2 separate regions of the Homo sapiens genome follow, and region 2 is linked to region 1. The links are chromatin loops, found by intact Hi-C in ENCODE. Cell type or tissue: PC-3. All regions are shown on one strand.

Evidence for each region. A loop is a pair of places that touch in the nucleus more often than their neighbours do. Peaks named below come from ENCODE experiments on the same cell type or tissue, not always from the same donor. Only the 100,000 strongest peaks of a DNase experiment are listed, where the experiment ranks them.
Region 2: it touches region 1 in a loop (6-fold over the local background); 4 of 110 quality-filtered maps call a loop at or near these places.

The regions. Positions count from the first base shown.
Region 1 is chr11:22,919,595-22,922,094 of GRCh38, forward strand. LINC02718 (long intergenic non-protein coding RNA 2718) reads left to right here. Exons shown (of 11, transcript NR_187210.1): 4 at 924-1,055. LOC124902646 (a long non-coding RNA gene) reads left to right here and starts at 1,243. Exons shown (of 2, transcript XR_007062623.1): 1 at 1,243-1,659. In PC-3, a CTCF peak has its summit at 1,534 (motif pointing right); a DNase peak (open chromatin) is centred at 1,557.
Region 2 is chr11:23,012,403-23,014,902 of GRCh38, forward strand. All of the region lies in intron 4 of LINC02718 (long intergenic non-protein coding RNA 2718), which reads left to right. The region is part of intron 1 of LOC124902646 (a long non-coding RNA gene); the gene reads left to right. Among named protein-coding and RNA genes, the nearest start is that of CCDC179, 150 kb to the left of the region's middle. In PC-3, a CTCF peak has its summit at 1,305 (motif pointing right); DNase peaks (open chromatin) are centred at 719 and 1,439; H3K4me3 peaks cover 1,098 bases; H3K27ac peaks cover 2,337 bases.

The DNA.
Region 1 (2,500 bases):
GACAGAGTGCAAGAAAAAGTTGTAGGCTTTATTGAGCAGAGTGAAAGTACAAAGCTTCCACAGCATGGAAGGGGTCCTGAATGGGTAGCCACTGTTGGTTTTGGGTGATTGCCTTTTAAACTCTTTAAGGCAGGAAATACGTGTGGCAGGAAGATGTTACCAGAGCGAGAAACAAAGGCAGTAAATTATTTTGTGACATGTCTTAGATTTTGAGGAAAACCGGAATTGCAACTTAGGTTTTATCTACTTTCTGACCTTGCAGCGGCATGGCAAAGGAGACAGGATCTTACAGGACCTTACAAAGTATGTTTACAAGGAATTGGAATTGGGAGTATAGATAAGGTCTGCTGGTTACAGAAAAACGGGTAGTTAACATTTCTTTTACTTTAGTTTCGGTGAGGGGAAAGGGAGAGAGGGAGAGAGGACACAGGGAAACTTACAGTAAAATTTTCGCTGTTTATAGCTTTCTTGGGGAAGAAAACACATGCACAAATCCTGGTGTTAGGAATATTTTAAGCATATATCTTCAATATTATTCATCCAGGACTGAAGTAAGTCCTGAAGTAGGAAATGAGTGCGTTTCACAGCTTTCTGAGCCCCTGCAGGACCCAGGAGGCCCAGCTGGTACCTCCTCTCAGTTCTATGGCTTTCAACACATATATAGATCTGAGTAGCCAACACCACGATTGAAATAGAGAAAAATTTCATCACCTCTCCAAATTCCCTTTTGCAATACCTTTCCAAGTACACCCTCCTTCCAATTTTAACTTCTGATAATGACTGAGGGGTTCTCTAGCACTATAGTTTTGTTATTGCCAAAAAAAATTATATAAATGAAACCATCTATTATGTAATCTTTAAGACCGGCTTCTTTTCTTAAACAATATTTTACTTCACTTTGCTTTCTTTTTATTTTATTTTAGAGACAGAGTCTTGCTCTGTTGCCCAGAATGGAATGCAGTAGCACAATCCTAACTAATCGTAACCTTGAACTCCTGGGTTCAAGCGATCCTCCTGCCTCAGCCTCCTCAGTATAGGACTACAGGCGTGCCCAGGTAAGGCTGGCTTCTTTTACTCTATTACGTTTTTTTTTTTAGTTTTGTCTGCTCATCATTTGTCTGTTTCCCCTTTCTATTTTCCTTTGGGTTATTTGAACACCTTTAATATTTCATTTAATTTATTATTACTACTTTTGACATATATTTTTATATAATTTTATGGCATGTCTGTTGGCAACAACTTCTTCATTTTCTTTCATTTAGCAATGTTTTTATTTCATCTTCATTCTTGATGGATATTTTCACTGGATAAAGAATTCTGGACTGATAGCTTTTTTATTTCAGTGCTTTAAAAATGTTTTTCCACTTCACTCTGGTTTCTACAATCTCTGATGAGAAATTCTCAGTCATTTGAATAGTTGTTTTCCTACAAGCAGGGTTTTTCAGCCTTAGCAGCACTGATATTTGGGGCCAGAAATTCTTGTGGGAGGCTTTCTTGTACAATGCAGGAAACTTAGAGGCATTCATTGCTTCTGCCCACTAGATGTCAGTAGCACCTATCCCCGGCCATCACAATAAAACATGTCTCTAGACTTTGCTAGATGTCCCTGGGTTGTTTCAGAAGACAAAATCAGACCCGTTGAGAATCACTGCTACAGAGGTAATGTGTCCATTTTCTTTGGCTACTTTAAACATTATTTTTTCTTTTTAGTTTTTAGCAGTTTGATTGTGATGTGTCTGTATATAGATTATTTTGGTTTCTCTTGTTTGGGGTTACTGAGCTTTTTAAAATTTTTCTTGTTTCCTGTCAAACTTAGAAAATATTCGCACATTATTTAAAAGAAAAATTTTTTGCACATCGTATTTTCTTTTCTCATTCTGAGACCTCAATGCGTGTTAAAAGTTTTGTTACTATCTTGCAAGTTCCTGAATCTCTTTTTATTCTCACTTTTTTTTTTTTCTGTTGTTCAGATTGGATAATTTCTATTCATCTGTCTTCAAGCTCATAGGTTTTTTGCTCTGAAATCTGCATTCTGCCTTCAAGGCCATTCAGTGAGTTTTTACATTTCAGTTATTGTATTTACTGTTTTAAAATTTTCATTTAGTTCTTTATATCTAAAATTTATTACTGATATTTTTAATGTATCCATTTATTTCAAGGGTTTGAAATCCTTAATTCCATTTATTTATTTATTTATTTAGAGATGGAATATCGCTCTGTCCCCCAGGCTGGAGTGCAGTGGTGCGATCTCGGCTCATCGCAACCTCCACCTCCTGGGTTCAAGTGATTCTTCTGTCTCAGCCTCCCGAGTAGCTGGGACTACAGGCATGCACCACCAGGCCTGGCTCATTTTTGTTTTTTAAGTAGAGATGGGGTTTCACTATGTTGACCAGGCTGGTCTCAAACTCCTCACCTCAAGTGATATGCCTCCCTCAGCCTCCCAAAGTGCTGGAATTATGGGCATGAGCCACTGCTCCTGGCCCTTGAAGTCCTTCATTCT
Region 2 (2,500 bases), 93 kb after region 1:
AAGTATGTAGCCCCGTGAAGCACATCACAAATATTGTCATGTATAATCTTATACTCTTCCTCTGAAATCACAATTTCAAATATATTCACTGAAGTCACCATAATGACAGAAGAGGAAATTAGTACTCATGAGCAACTAAGAGCAAAGCCAAATGGCTTGCTGCAAACAGAGAGTGAAATTTCTTAGAAGTTTCATGCTTTTTCCCTTTTCCTTCCTTTTTTAAGGGTGAAATGATGCTAATTGTGCATACTACCCCATGAAAGGTGTGTTTCTTTTAAATTAAAATTAATCTTTAAAATGATTCAACTTTGAGTAAAATATGACTTTGATGTCCCTGCACACTTCCACATACATTTGGGTGTGTTCTTTATACAATTTGAGAACACGTCCTTTAGATAGTCTACATTTTATCTATGAAGCATTCAGATACTTCCTAAAACTGCATTAGTGGAATTGTGCTTCCAAAAGAAAGATATAGCTATGGGAATATCATCAATGTATTTGTTTTATTGTAGTCCAGTATAAAATGTATGCCTTCTTTTATTCAGAGCAAAAGGGAAATCTTTCTCAGGCCTTGTTATTTGGAAAACTTGCCCTGATCTTATTAAATACTGAGGTATTGATATTTATTCCCCTGCAATTGTCAAAAGCCACATTCTTAGTCTACGCCTAGAAACTGCGGTTTCCAGGATGTATTTAATGAGTGTACAGGCATATCTTGGAGATATTGCCAGTTCCATACCCAACCACCACAGTAAATTAAGTATTGAAATAAAGCAAATATAGCTATGAAATGAGTCACACAAACTTGTTGGTTTACTAGAGCATAGGAAAGTTGTGTTGATACTATATTTTAGTCTATTAAGTGTGCAATAGCATTTTGTCAACAAAAGTACATAATTTAATTAAAAAGTTCCTTGTTTTTAAAAATGCAGGTAAAATGAGCACATGCTGTTGGAAAAATACCACCAATAGACTTGGTCAATGCAGAGTTGCCACAAACTTTCAATCTGTAAAAAATACATGCAATATCTACAAAGGGTGATGAAGTGAAGAACAATAAAATGAGGCATGCCTGTACTTGAAATATTATTTAGTTTATCTGTAAAAAAATTTAAATAGACTTCATATTTTACAGCAGTTTTACTTTTGCAGCAAAACTGAGCAAAAGGTAGAGAGATCTGCCTTGTCTCCTGGTCTCCCATAGGCGCAGCCTCTCCACTATCAAGATACTGCACCAGAGTGGTGTATTTGTTACAGTCAGTGAACCTACAATGACACATTATTATCACCCAAAGTCCATAGTTTCCAATAGGGGTCGCTTTTAGTGCTGTACTTTCTGTGGATTTGGACAAATGTGCGATGACATATATCCGCCATTATTGTATCGCACAGAGTAGTTTTACTACCCTGAAAGCCCTTTGTGTTCCTCATCTTTTCTACAATAAAAATTCCTTTATTTTCTTTTGAGTCATGTTGTATCATACACATTATACTTCAAGTCATCAAGTCGTAGAATATAAATAAGAAAGAAGAAGTTATTTTCAGTTTGCTCTACAAATTAATGAGTCATCTCTCCTTTATGTATCTTTTCGTATCTTAATCTCTTTGGTGCCAATACCCATGCAGTTTTCACTTTGACATTCAGCCTGTGCTTTTCATAGAGTCACTGCATGTAGTTGGTGCTCAATGGATACTTTCAAAATGGTTGTAATTTTTCACTAACCACCAAAGCCAGTAACTGTGCAGTTTCCTGCTTGTGGCCCTCACTGTGCCACACATATAGTAAACACTCCTTAACATAATTAAATTAAATCTGGAAACTTAAATCAGCAATACATTCATTAGTTTTATTGCATAATTTTTTGTCTGTCAACCAAGATGTTAAACATATCACTATTTAAAAGTTCTTGGGTATATGTACTACAATCAGATTTGCCAATTCATGTTTTAATTGAATTATAATAATTCCCATTTTTGGAATTACTCGTATAAGTCAAAAACTAAGCAGAAAGCAACTAAAATTGTACTCTTTGTTATTAATAATTTTTACAGTAAGGAGACTTTTCTGTTTTTACTGAATATTGAAAACCAAGATTAGGCTGCCAAAACACAACTGTCTAAAATTTTCAAAAGCTTACATAAACACTTCTCTAAAAAGTTGTTAAAAATTTGTTATATATTTTCAAAAGGTTTTTAAATGTGGAAGTGATTATGATGCTTTTTAAGCTCCTGAAAAATGTCTTTGAGCCTTCAAAACAAACTTTTTCTTCTCTAGAAGCAAAGAATTACTAGTTTTCTTTCTAAATTTTATTTTTTAATAGATAAAGGCTAAACATGGTACTATAAACTATCAGCCTACTTACATATTCTTATCTTATATGCAAAGTTTAAAATCTTATTAAGATCTGATACCAAGAACTGAAACAAACCTACATGGTAAATACCAAAATCAATAATAAATTTATGCTCCTTAAACATCTCTCTGACTTCTACTCTT